Linked DNA regions of Homo sapiens: region 1 is linked to region 2. The links are chromatin contacts, found by Hi-C in ENCODE. All regions are on one chromosome and are shown on one strand. The core of a region is the stretch at or near the end of the contact, and the rest is flanking DNA. Distances in the headings are between cores, read along the strand shown. Region 1 holds the start of CARMIL3 (capping protein regulator and myosin 1 linker 3). Region 2 holds the start of DHRS4-AS1 (DHRS4 antisense RNA 1).

The links. Hi-C counts contacts between places; a loop is a spot of excess contacts on that map. Pooled maps may share reads with other maps.
Region 1: a pooled map shows a loop between it and region 2 (3-fold over the local background). The contact joins the promoter of CARMIL3 here to the promoter of DHRS4-AS1 in region 2. A Hi-C loop is called at or near these places in 4 of 50 pooled maps.

The regions. Positions count from the first base shown.
Region 1 is chr14:24,050,184-24,057,053 of GRCh38, reverse strand. CARMIL3 (capping protein regulator and myosin 1 linker 3) reads right to left here and starts at 5,045. Exons shown (of 40, transcript NM_138360.4): 1 at 4,861-5,045; 2 at 3,251-3,345; 3 at 2,916-2,966; 4 at 2,753-2,812; 5 at 2,543-2,658; 6 at 2,246-2,343; 7 at 1,918-1,988; 8 at 1,744-1,817; 9 at 1,436-1,511; 10 at 1,265-1,353; 11 at 661-755; 12 at 346-432; 13 at 30-139. The coding sequence starts at 4,900. It also overlaps the pseudogene DHRS4L1. RefSeq lists an enhancer at 3,688-4,387 and silencers at 4,403-4,572, 4,593-4,682, 4,953-5,252.
Region 2 is chr14:23,951,857-23,958,171 of GRCh38, reverse strand. DHRS4-AS1 (DHRS4 antisense RNA 1) reads left to right here and starts at 3,060. Exons shown (of 2, transcript NR_023922.2): 1 at 3,060-3,424. It overlaps DHRS4 (dehydrogenase/reductase 4), which reads right to left and starts at 4,402. Exons shown (of 8, transcript NM_021004.4): 1 at 4,256-4,402; 2 at 2,960-3,137. The coding sequence starts at 4,383. RefSeq lists enhancers at 3,761-3,890, 3,941-4,070, 4,681-4,880.

The sequences.
Region 1 (6,870 bases), core at 3,796-6,295, 97 kb before region 2:
AGGGGGCTGAGGCTGTTCTGAGGACTCACATTGGCCTCATCCGTGGCGAGGAGCCCAGGATTCTTGCTCAGGTCCAGGTATCGAAGGGAGCTGGCAAATGCTGGGTTTGCCCCGAAGGTCTGGCCGAGTGCCTGGAGCCCTGAGCACAGCGGGCACTGGGCTGGGTTGGCCCCTAGCCCCACCTCTTCCCCTCAGCACATAACTCTTCCCCTCTCCCCAAACGTGGCTCCTTTTCACTCTTCCATCCCTGAGGTGGTGTGTGAATGTGTGGGTGTACCTCTGGAGCTCAACACCCCAGGCAGCACCAGGGTAGGGTCAGAGGTCAGGGGTCCTTGGTGCGAGTACCTCGAGGGGAAATGGCAGTCTTGGCCAGGCACAGTTTGGTGAGGCCAGAGGGGAAGCAGAGGAGCTGCTGGCTCAGACTGAGAAAACCTGGGGAGTGGAGAGAGAAACGGGCCCAGTGAGGGGCAGGGCAGTGGGTGCAGGTGGCACAGAGTCAGGTTGGGGGCTCGAGTAGGGTACAGGCCTTGGGTCAAGGATGGAGGTGTCAGGGCAGGGGCTGGAATCAGGCTGGAGAGCTGCTGTTCAGACCTGGTTGGGCTCTGGGCTAGGACAGGGGTCTGCATTGGGATGGGGACAGGATTCAGGGCTGGGGCTCACCCTTGTCCTCGATGGGGTTGTGGGACAGAGTGAGGGCATGCAGCACACAGCTCCCGTTCTCCCCAAACACCCCGGCCAGCTTCTGGACAAAGTCCCTTCAGGGAAGGGGAGGAAGGATTTGTCCTGAGCTGAGCCCCAGGTCCCAGCCTCTGGGCTTCCCCTCCTCCTCTACCTGACTGCCTGGCTGGGGCTGCATGGTCAGAGGCCCCCACAACAGGGGAACAGCTCAGGGCCTGCCAGGGAGCTTGTCACCACTCCGGAGTACCTGGGGGCATTCCACACCTTAGGAAGTTGTGCTGAGACAAAGGTCAGCTTTGGGTCCTCAAGACTGGAGCAGCCCACCCTGCTTGGTAGTTAATGGAAAAAGAGGACGGGGCATGGAACATCCTGGGGAAAGGCCATGGAGCTGGGCGTCAGGAGGCTTGGGTCTGAGTTCTAGCTTGACCTCCGACTTGCTTTGTGCCCTCTTTTGGCCTTGGTCTCCTCTTCTGTAGAGAGAGGCACTGGATAAGATAGTCCAGAGGCCTGCATCATGCTCTGAGGTTCTGGGACCCTAAAACTACATCAAGGGTGCACTACTGCCCAAGGAGGAGACTGGCCTCACGTCTTAAGCCCGGCGTTGTCCAGCACCAGCTCTTCGAGGCTCCCCGACTTGCTTAGGGTATGTAGCACCTGTTCTAGCACTTCAGAGCCCTGAGGACAGAGGGGGGTCTTGTGATCAGGGGCCAAGGGGGGCACTACTTCTCCCACCTCACCAGCCCCTCCCAGTTCCTACCAGCCGCAAGTCCTTGCAGTAGAGTTTGGTGAACCACTGGTTGTAGGCCAGGGCTGCTACCATTAGGGCCAAGTCTCTGTGGGGATATGGAAGGGGGCAGGAAAGTGGTGAGCAGGTGGTTGGGTCAGAAAAGAAGAGACCAAGGATAGGGTGGTTGGGCTGGGGAAGGCCTAAATGGGTAGATGGGGATGGGATGGAGTTGGGGAGATAGAGCTGGGGCTGTGGGACCAGAAGGGCACTCCTGGGAAGGGCTGGGGTTGGGCTGAATTTGGGAATTTGAGGGTGGAGTCTCTGCCCCATCTGCTTACCGGCTCTCCAAGTGGCTGAAATCCAAAAGATTGAACTCCCGGTTATCTTCAGCATGGTAGATGGTGTCCACATCCTTGGAGAGGTGGAACTGGCTCACACCTGCTCCCCACTTCCTTCTTAGCCCCTTCCCTCCAGGTCCCACCTGTTCCCTATGGGGTCCCTGCCCAACATACCCATTGAACCTCCTCACGGCAGTGTAGCCCATTGTAGTCACACAGAGCAGCGTAGGTCTCAGAGAAGCCACCTGTGGGGCAGGAGATAGGCTGATTCCATGAGGGTAAGGAGATGGGGAATAGGCTTGGGGTTCAAGAACAGTCAAGGTCACTTTATGTGCCAGTGCTCTTGGTTCTTGCTATGCCATGAACTTCCTGAGGTCTGGGAGCTGGGAGTCCTTCAGGCAGGCAAAGCCCGCCCGCCCAGGCAACACCCTGTGCACAAAGGGCTCTGATCATGGGGCAAGATGGTGGAGCGCCTACTTTCCTCACATCTGCCCCTGCTCACCGCAGACACTGTGGGTGGTAGATGTGGAAGTCTCAGAGTTGGGGGATGTATCTCGGGGCCCCTCTGGGGTGTCTGCGTTTCCACGCCGGATCAAACACCTGGAAAAGAAACAAGTCATTCCAGAGAGGGCTGGAAAGAGGCTCTCAGTTCTTCCCACGTTATAGCTCCTGCATCCCAGGAAAAACCAGGAGTGGGGACATGAGAGCTCTCCTTCTCAGCCCTGGCCCAGGGGAAGGAGGAAGGGATGAACTCTCCCTCTCATCTAATGCCTTAAGAGACCCCTTATTTGCCACTCACCCAGGGCCAGGGCAGACCTTGGACAGGGCAGAGCTCACATGTCGTGTCACCTGGTCCACACTTTCAGCTGATGGCAGTCGCATGCTCACCATGCCACGCTCCGTCTCCACCAGGATCTGGGGGAGACGAAGCGTCAGAGCCTCAGACTCCCTCCTCTCTGCTCCCTCCTCCAGCTGGCCCAGTAGTGGGGCCCAAAGCCCTGGTACTCACCTGATTCTGACTGAGCGTGTTGAAGGCACGGATCTCCAGGACATTGAAGGAGCTCTCCACCTAGGAGGGATGGAGATGCTCAGCTCCTGGTAAGGACCTGGGTTGCCAGGCTTGGGAGGTAGGGAGCATGCCAGGTGCTCTCCTGCTCCTCAGCCCAACTCACCTTGGCCGGGACTTTAAGGAGGAAGAGGTGGAGGCGCCAGGAGGTCAGGGCCTACAGAGAGAGGAAAAAATCGGCAGCTCATGGCAGCTGCTGGGCCTTGGTGGCCCTGCCCTCCTTAAGCCCTTCAGCTCTGCTCTTGGAGTGTCTCCCCAACCCGATGCCCTACCCTAGACTTCTGGACATCAACACAGTCCAGCCCTGCCTCCTCCCCCCAGGTTTTGTCTCCTCAGTGTCCACCCACTTCTGTCTCTTCTGTCCTCCCGGCTCCCTGCCCTCTACTGGCCAGCTGCCCTTGCCAGCCACCTCCTCCCTCCCCACATGCCCAGTGCCCTCACCAGCACTCGGTCCTCAAACTTCTTGGGCTTTGTCTCCAACTTCACATGATGTTGTTGGAGCACGGCCCCTTGGCTCAGGCACCTCCGGATGCTGTCTGAGGGGGGGTGGGAGCCTGCTCAGAGCTTCACCTTACCCTGGCCACCCCCACCTCCCAGAGCTCTCCAGATAGAGGCAGGGTCAGGGTCAAATGGGATAAGAGAGAAACAGAGAGACAAAGAAGGGAGGACAGGGACAGAGGGCATTCCTTCTTGGGTGACTTTTCACACTGTCTCTTTTTTGACTTTTCTCTTCCTATTAGAGAGGGAGTAGGGTGTGGAGAAAACTCCGGCTCCTGATGTCCCTGAGTCAGGGGACGGTTGCTGACTGTCTGTGGGAGGGTGTGTCTCACACTTCTGAGGGTGTGAAGAATTTTTCCAACCCATGCACTACAACAGCCATTGACACATACAAAGTGAGTCACTGTGTGGGGGTGTGGGGTGTCCCTTTGACTATATTCTAGGTGGTCCGGGTGTGAGTGTCTGCCTTTACTATGAGAGTGTGCATGCCTCCTGGAGATGTCAGGGAGCCTGAGTGTGGCATTGGTGGGGACAGGTAAGTGTGAATGAGTATGCTGTGGAAGGGGCACAGAGCCAGACACTTCCTCTGTGTGTGTTGGGCGGGGAGAAGAATTAATGTTTAAATGAGCCCCATACCCATCTGCTGGCAGAACCACCCAGATATAGTGTGTGTGTGTGTGTGTGCACGCGCGTGTGCTGGGGTGCCATCTCTGTGAAGATGTGTTTACACACGTCTAATGATTGTGCTGTGTGTGTGTGCAGGTGTGGGAGATTGCCACGGCGCAGCATGCCTCTGAGTATCCACGAGCATCCTGCGCTTTGCGTGGGCTAGCCTGTGCTCCCGTCTCTGGGGGTCAGGGTTGTGGCAGTGCTGGGTGGCCGGGCCTGGGTTTGGGCTAGGTCTGAGAACCATGCAAACGGGAGAAGCCTTGATGTGTGGGTGGTGGGTAGCGAGAAGGAAGCAGGCTGGGACGGGGCTGTGGGAGGCGAGCCTCAGAGACCCTCCTGCTCTTGGTTTTAGCTCCAATCCAGGGCCTCTTCCCTGACTCCTTTCTTTGCCCCACTGGCCTGGGCGCTGCCCAGCTCCTAAGGGGCTCTTCAGGGCCAGTTCCGGGGCGGGGCCGGGAGGAGGGAGGGTGTTAAGCCACGCAGCGGTCAGGACCAGGGGCAGCTCCCATCGCAGGGAGGGGCGGGCTTGGCCCCGCCCGGCGGGGAAGCGGGGACTCTCCGGATGGGAGACTGGACGCTTCGCCGAGGGTGGGCTAGGAACGCCGAGAGTCAGCCCCAGGGAGCGCCAGGGAACTGCACCTGTCACCGAAGGGCGGGACGGGCGGCTCCGGGACAGGAAGGTCCCGACCGGGTGAGGCGAGGCAGGCAGCGGAGGATGCTCCGGGGACAGCGATGCCCGGACTGGAATGCAGGGGCTGCCTTGGAGCCAGGATGCATGGGGTGAGGGGTGTGAGACACCGGGCTGGGATGCACCACGGGGAGGAACGCGCTGGGTCTGGGATGCTCCCGGACGGGGCGTCCCAGAGACCGAGGCAGCCTCGTACCTTGCAACTCGCGGGTGAGCTCCACGCTGGGCTTGGCCATGGCGGCCGCTGCTGCTGAGGCTGCTGCAGAGGAGCCGCCGCCGCCGCCGGGGAGCCGCGGCACATGCTAGACCCGGCTTCAGCAGGGCCCGGGCGCTGAGCGCTGCAGCAGCGGCCGAGCCCGCTCCGGTCAGGGGCGGCTGCTTGAGCGCTCCTCCCCCCGCCTCGGAGCGCCGGCTCCCCCGCCCAGCAGGGAGAGCTGCCGGACTGAGCATGCGCTCCGCGCTGCCGAGCCGCGTGAGACCCCGCGCGCGCTCGCGCCGACCCTTCTCGCTGGCTCCCGCGTGAGCTGGCCGGTGTGCGTCGCCCGGTGTCCGGGCCTTCGGGGCGGGGGGCAGCGTCCCCGCTTTCCATCTACTCAATCCTCGGGCCCGTGGGCAGAAGCCATTTCTTTTGTTTGTGGGCCCGGGCACCTTGCAGGGCCTTTCTCTATTCCCCACCGGCTCAGGACCCCTCCAGCTTGTCCTTGCTGACTCGGGACCTAGGGCCATGCTGGGAGAGGGCATGGCTGGATCTGGGAGGCGAGGGGCGGGGAGGTGTTAGAGAGTTCCTCCTTCCCCACCCTCGCCCGACTCGCCCTGCCTCGGGGATCCCCGTGGCGTCCTGGGAGTTCCTGTCCCACCTTCCTTCCAGTTGGCAGCTCTGCAGACACCTCCACCCCTGAACATCACGCTCAGGTCCTGGAGACAGGGAGGAGGGCTGGGGGATCCAGAGATCCAGCCTGGCCAGACTTCTGCTCTCTGCTCAGCTAAGCACCCCGCACTGAGAAAACGTCGATTCGATTCAAAGCCGCGCAATCATCTGCATTTTATTTGCACCTCATTTGCAAGTTGTTAATTTGCAACTCTGCTCCTTCCACTCCAGCTTCCTTCTCTCTCATCTCCCCTCAAATTCCCCAGTGGCCTGGGCAAAAAATATCTTGGTCTTTGCCAAGGTAGACTCAGCCTTGTCAGCAGGCCTGTCCTGTGTTCTCAGGGGAGGCCTTTACCCAAGGCCACAACAACAGCAGGAATCCCGAGTAAGACACCACCTTGACGGCAGGGAAGGCTGGATCTTTTCACAGGGCAGAACTGATTTGATGAGGTGAACAGTAAGGTGAGCAGAGGTGGGAAAGGCCAGTGGGTGAATGCAGGAACAGCACCAGGAGCTAGAGCCCAACTCTGGCCTGTGGGCTGTCTCCGGGTCCTCAGAGGCGGGACGGGGTTCCTCCACCCACCATCACTGTTTCCCCAGTGAGGTAGCTGGCATCTTCAGAGCACAGGAAAGACACGATGCCAAGAGAATCCTCTGGCTCGCCTAACCTGGGGAATAGGGGAAGCAAGGAAGGGAGTAAAAATCAAACAGGTCTGCCTCCCTCACCTGGGACACGGGGAATGAAATTTGCTTAATCAAGAATTATCAGATAACTTTTCAGGATCAGTGTACAAACTTTCCGCCTATCAAATAGGGTTACCATGAGGATATGCTGTTATAATTTAGTATAAGCATACTGTACTCTGCAAAAACCATTACCCATAATATTCAAATACTATAGAGACACTGTTTTTTAGAGAGCTCAGGACACCAAAATCCAAAGTTATACAGGTAAAATAGTAATTATTTCATACTTCAAAAAAATGGTTTCACATGTGCACACACTAAAGTATCAGGGAGTCTGTGTGACAGTAAATGGTGTGTTTAAAATGATTCCATTTGTACAGGTTCAACTTAGAGACAATTTTTTCAGGAATCTATACTTGTCCCTTAAAGTCAGGATCATTTGGTGAGAATGTGCTAATTCTTATTTTATCAGTGACTGCATAGTTAGGAGACACTTTAATCTGCCTGCCATAGAATGCTCTAGAGGTGGGCAGAGTAACTCAAACCTAGAAGGGCTGAATTAATGCTTCTCCATTCTAGCTGTACCTTGCAATCATTTGAGAGGCTTAAACAAAAAAAGAAAAGAAAAGACAAAGAAAAACAAAACCCTAG
Region 2 (6,315 bases), core at 1,811-4,310:
ACCAGTATTAATACTTTCTTGCACCCTTTAAATTTTGGTATCCTGGCACAAAGCCAAGTCACCTGCCTTGGCTCTGTGTAAGTCTCACCAATGGACTTGTTACTAGGGAGGTGCAGAGTAAGTTAATAAGTGATGTGCGCCGTGCTCAGTACACATGTGTTTGGGCTGGGAGGAGACAATGGATTGCTCTAGAATCACCTGGAGACATTTTCTACTCTGCTGTATACCCCATACTCCTCTCCTTCCAGGTCTGTCAGCACAGAGATGGGAGGAGGCTGGGTTTTGATTGAACAGAGACAGCAAACCATAAAAGATGAATGAGGCTGGGTGTGGTGGCTCACACCTATAATCCTAGCACTTTGGTAGGCCCAGTGGGGAGGACCACTTGAGGCCAGGAGTTCAAAACAGCCTGGGAAATACAGCCCCAACTCTACAAAAAATTTAAAAAATGAACTGGTGTGGTGGTGCATGCCTATAGTTTTAGCCACTTGGGAGGCTGAGGTGGGAGGATTGCTTGAGTTCAGGACTTCGAGGTTACAGTGAGCTATGATCATGTCACTGCACTGCAGCCTGGGCAACAGAAGGAGGCCCTGTCTCTGGAAAAAAAAAAAAAAGGAAAGTCTTCTAAGTCTTATTCTAAATTGTGTGATCACTACACCAAAGCGGTTAGGAGCTGTTTGTTCTGTGTTCTGATAGTTATACATTTTTAAGAAAAAATATAATCAAGGAGATAGGCAGCTACTCTGGTTTCCACTTACAACACCAGTGAGAAGCTTCGTGGTGTCCAGATGAGGAGGCCACTGGGTAGTATCCATTCTCAGGAAAGTGGCTTTTCTCATTGCAGGGTAACATGTGGCAACTGGCAGAAGACATTTCAAATTGCTGACAAGTATTCTATCATTCTCCTCTCTGACAATGGTCATACAAACTACTTGAGAGTCATTTTTGACTTCTCTATTTCCCACTTTTTGACATGGGGTTGGAAAATCTTGGTTCGTTTCCACTGAATGTCTCTTGGGCACATCTATTCCAGTCCCACCGCCACTGCTCTAAACCTGGAGGACAGCAACAGCTTCCTCACTGATGCCCTGGATTCGGTGTCTCCTCTGTATATCCTTCCTACCAGAGCCAGATTAGCTTTCCTAATAACCATCTTTCTCTTGCTCAAAACCTCACATGGCTTCTTATTTGCTACAAGGGTGTGTAAACATATCCTTTTAAGAGGCCATATCCTTTTAAGGTCCTTAACGTATCCTTTTAAGAAGCTATGGCCGGGCACAGTGGCTCACGCCTGTAATCCCAGCACATTGGGAGGCCGAGGGGGTGGATCACCTGAGGTCAGGAGTTCAAGACCAGCCTGGCCAACATGGTGAAACCCTGTCTCTACCAAAAATACAAAAATTAGCTGGACGTGGTGGTGGATGCCTGTAATCCTAGCTGCTCGGGAGGCTGAGGCATGAGAATTGCTTGAACCTGGAGGCGGAGGTTGCAGTGAGCTGAGATTGTGCCATATCACTTCAGCCTGGGCAACAAGAATGAAACTCTGTCTCAAAAAAAAAAAAAAAAAAAAAAGGATATGGAGGCCCATGGCCTCTATCTTTCCAATGCAGCCCCTTCCCCAGCAGTACTCCTGAGCCTGTGCTCTCCACTGTGGCCTGACAGTGCTCCTCTGTTTCCTTCAGTTCCTCCTTGGCTGTCTGCTCATTTTGCAGAGTTATCTGGAACCTCATCACTATTCCATCTGTCCATTCCCATCCATTCCTTAAGGTTTAGCTCAAGTACCACCTCTGGGCCAGGCCTGTAGGCCATGTTAAGTGAACCTGGTGGGGGCCACAGGATGTTTTTCCGGGAGGATTTTCACATTACATTGCTACATGTCATATGGTTAGTGCTAATTGATCCAGACTCCCAAACGGCTCCTTCCACCATCAGGATCAAGGCCCCAATCTTGGGGTCTGTCCATCAGCCTAAGCCAAGCTTTTTTGGACTCACATTTGTGACTTTCTTGGACTCATATTTGGCTCTTTCCAATGCACATTTGAGCATTTGCCAGACAGTTCCTTAAAAATGGAATTACCCTATTCTGTCTACCATACTACTGTCTACTATTGCTTAAGATCCTCCTCTTCTAAGATTATGCAAATTATTTCTGCCAACCTTCCAATCTGTTAGCAGAATCCTGTACTTTCCATTTTTGGGTAGATTCTCCCTTCCACTCTGGGAAATAAAGTGTATGCCGTGAGCCTCAAGGGAAGAGGAGCTTCCTTTGTGAATGCTTCATATTTGCTTCAGCAGCTGCAAGGCTGGTGTCCACTACTAATTCTGACATCGACTTATATACTTTCTTTGAGACTAAAGTCCAGTACCCGGTAGTCCACAGGCAGCCAATAAAGGAAGGGAGCCTGGGAGGTCTGGGTCTTTCCTTACTGGCTGTGGGACCTTGGGAAGTTGCTCCAGCTATCTGAGCCAGGGTCTGCAGACTGAGAGAATAGTCCTTGCCTTGCTTGGGTTGTTGTCAGGTCTAGAGATAACCTGTGTAAGGCTCTGAACACAGGAAATGGCACATAGTAAGTGGCTGAAACATGGTGGGCTGCTTCCTGAGGTTCCCAGGGACTTGACTCTATAAGCTGAAGAAGAGGGGAATGTTTATTAACTCATGGGTGGGAACATGTATTTTGTGATTGTATTTACCCTTCACATCTGTTCAATTAGATTGAAAATTACTGCAGAACCAGTACCAGCTGTTTCTTTGGGGTACTCAAGGGATGATGCAGGGTTGAAGCATTAGAATGTTTTAAAATTCTCTGACTGAGATGGGATGATTCTCTGACGTTAGTATATGGACATAATAGAAAGGCACACAGTAAAAATGTGCTGCTGTCTAGGAAAGCAGGGAAGGAGGCTCAGGCTGGCTCCGTTTTCCACCTCCTGGCTCTGTGCCCATTTCCCTGCAGCTCACCGTGGCCACCAGCCGCTCCCGGTCCTCCGCCTTCCCCACATGGCACACGGTGCCCGTCACGCTCAGCCCCTCCCCCTGCAGCGTGGCCACCGCCTGGTCCACATTCTGCTGCTTCCGGCTGCTGACGACCACATGGGCCCCGTCCTGGGCCAAACGCCGGGCGATGGCGAAGCCGATCCTGTGAGCAGAAAGAGACAAAGACTGCTAAGGCCTGTGCAGGGGAAGAGGTCGACAGTATGAGCTCTGAAGTTAAGACTGCCCGGGTTTGAATTCTGGCTCTTTCTCTATATAACCCCTACGTGTGCCTACTATGTGTAAAACAGGCTTAATGGCATGGCCATTTTTGGCATTCCTTTACTTGTTTTTATTATGACCTGGACCACAGCCTCAGTTCCCAAGAACTGACATCACTTTCTACAGTTCCCACCATGGGTGACAGGCTTCATCCCCTCTTGGGACTGAGAGGTGAGAAATGAGCTGGGTTTGCAGCAGCAGCCACTTCCGTGATTTGAGGGTCTCACTCAGAACAGCCCTGCCCCCAGGTTTCTTTCTTACTCGTCTACATCATTCTCAAAATTCTATCCTTAGTTATTTTTTGGGGTGCATGTGAAAAGATGGTCTCCGGTCAAAAATGTAAATATTGCCTTGGGAGGAAGAGTTACACATTTTGCATTTGTCAGCTATTAGCATTTTACCTACATTTGTATTTTAGTTTTGTGAAGAGCTGGCATCTAGCAAAGTCCTGTAGAAATGAGGACCAGGATAGACAAGAATGGTGGGTGAGAAACAGGCTGGGCAAGGTCGGCCCAGATGTACCGACCTAAACAAAAATCTCGACATATGGCTCTGGTGTCCCATCTAGGTAAGGGGGAGGGGTTCCGGGGGACTTTCCGGTGCCCAAATAGAATGTCTGGTACATTTTCAAAGTGCTGGAGGCCGTGGGATAGTATTTTGAAATCCAGATTTCCTTGGATTTCCAGTTTCTGGTCTTCCCAGACGCTAGGTGGCGCTGGTTGACTGGGGCAGCCCAGAACACTGGGGAGACTAGATCGATAGGGCTGCACAGAGGTGGCACAGTTGTGCCAGAGGTAGCAGGGACAGGAGGGCTGGCAAGGGAGGGTCCAGGGCTAGGGGATTCGGAGTGGCTTCAGGCGGACCACGTGGCTACCTTTTTTCCAGGGCCAGACTTTGGCAGCGTGTAAGGTCTGAGGACAGGGGCACCGGAGGCCGAGGATGAGAGGCCAGTGCCTGTTTCCAGGCAGCCAGGGCCTCAGAAACTCCGGCCGGAGCACTCACCCGTCGGTGGAGGCCGTTACCAGGGCCACCTTATTTGCGAGCGGGTCCCGGCGGGTCATCCCGGAGCTGGCCATCCGCACCGAATTCCAAGCCCGGGCACAGAGGCCTAGCAGCCCCGCCTTGTGCATGGATCAGACCAGCAAGTATGGGTTCCACTCTTCCCAGGGGCGGTGACAGAGTAGGGCGAGGGGCAGGACGAAGGGCGGGCCGATTCCCTGCCCGCCCTGCTCCCCGCCCCGGTACCGCTGTGAGCGGTCTGTGGCCCTGGGCACCTCCATCCGCCGCGGCGCCCCTCCACCATCTACCTTCCGCCTGACTGGGGCTTGCCTTTCCGGGCTGGCGGGTGAGCTCTCCGTTCAAGTTGCCTGTAGGGCTCGCCCCTCCCCTGGCCCTTGCAGGAACCCGCAGGCTTTGGCTGCTGCCTTTCTGCATCTGCTTGCCCACCTTTTCTTCTCTGGGAAGTGGGGGTTTTGAGTTGGTTGCTTTTGCTTCTTCAGAATTCCTTCTCCAAGAAAGTCTGGGTCTATGTGTGTGACAGCCCACAGGAGGGCAAATGTTTTGAGACTGCCCATGGAGGTGAGGCCTGTGGTCGCCATGGAGTCCACCAGGTGAGGCTGGAAGAGCCTGGGAGAGAGACGTGATAGGGAGTAGCTGCGCCAGGCCTGGCACTGCCCTTCACTCTGCCCAAGGTCTCTTCCATCTTCACGGGCCCTGGAGGGCAGACTATGGTCATTGGCCAAACAGCATTCTCATGTCCGTTGACAAAGGGACTTCCTCCTTTACAGGGGCTAAGTGGTAGCGAGGAGGCTGGACAGTCCCTCAAGCAGTGGTGGAAATGCAAAGAACTCGGGGCACTCAAGTTCTCCCTAACCACTCTGTCCCCAGGTCTTAGCCGCCATCTTAGTTCAATAAATATTTGTTGAATGCAAAATCTCTTTATGAACTGTAAGCTACTAAGCACATAGTAGTTACTGCCACCATGTAGTGATTATTATTGGTGCCCTGGGCCAGACTCTTCATCTGTAAATTACTGAGGGTATGGATGATGAATAAAGTCCTTGCCAGCTATAAATTCTGTGTCCAAGACTTCAGTCTGCACTTCTGCCAAGTGGGCTGAAATGATCTCCCTCCTGGGTTTCCGGGAGAATGAAGAAATCTGGATGGCTTATGGTACAGTGTAGAAAGGCCCCAACAGACCCAAATGCAAGCATCTGAATTGGTTTAACCCACTGGCCTCCAAAGCCAGACTGAGAAGCAGTGCTGGTTCATGGCAGCGTTTTCACTAGTTCAAGGCAAAATGAGAAAAGGAAACAATTACAGTGAGTTTCATAAAGCTAAGCTTATTTAACAGTCCTTTATTGTGGAGTATACGTTTGCTTCTTTTTGTGTGTGTGTGTGTGTGTTAGTGTTTTCTTTTAGAAAAGATGATGAAAGCAGATGGGTAGGTTTAGAGATGTGTTATTGGTGAAATCACCAGTTTGGCAGCCTTATGCCAGTCCCTACAATTAAAGGGGAAAGAATCCTGGTTTGTGAAATCCAGTTCTAGGCATGACTTTTGAATAGAATTCATGTTTGCTCAAGATTCATTTAGTATATGTGCAGGTAAGCTGAGCAGCTGAAAAAGGGTTTCAACATTCAAAAGGGGGTGTATGGTGAGCAAGTAATAGAACGGCCTGCACTGGAATTCTAGTGTTTTCCTCAGCCAAGAAGTTACAGCTGCAATACTCTGCTTTGCTACTCAGCAGATCCCGATGAGACAGGAGAGCTTCAGTATAATTTTCCCCATGTCCAGGGAAGGCTGACTCTGACTGGTGCTCCTCAGTCTGAGCCTCATGAATTATTGACAGAGGCTGGAAGCGCCACACTGCTTGTCCTCTTGCACTGTTTGGAGCTAACGCACTGTGGGAACCCTTCCCAGGGCTCTCCATCTGTGTGTGCGGCTGGGGGAGGGTACACAGGAGGACGGCTGCGGGGGTTCTCAGGGCTTGGTTCAAAGGGACAGGCCTGCAGGGGGCGTTTGATCTCTCTTTCCCTTCTCTTCAGAGGTAGACAGGTGGACT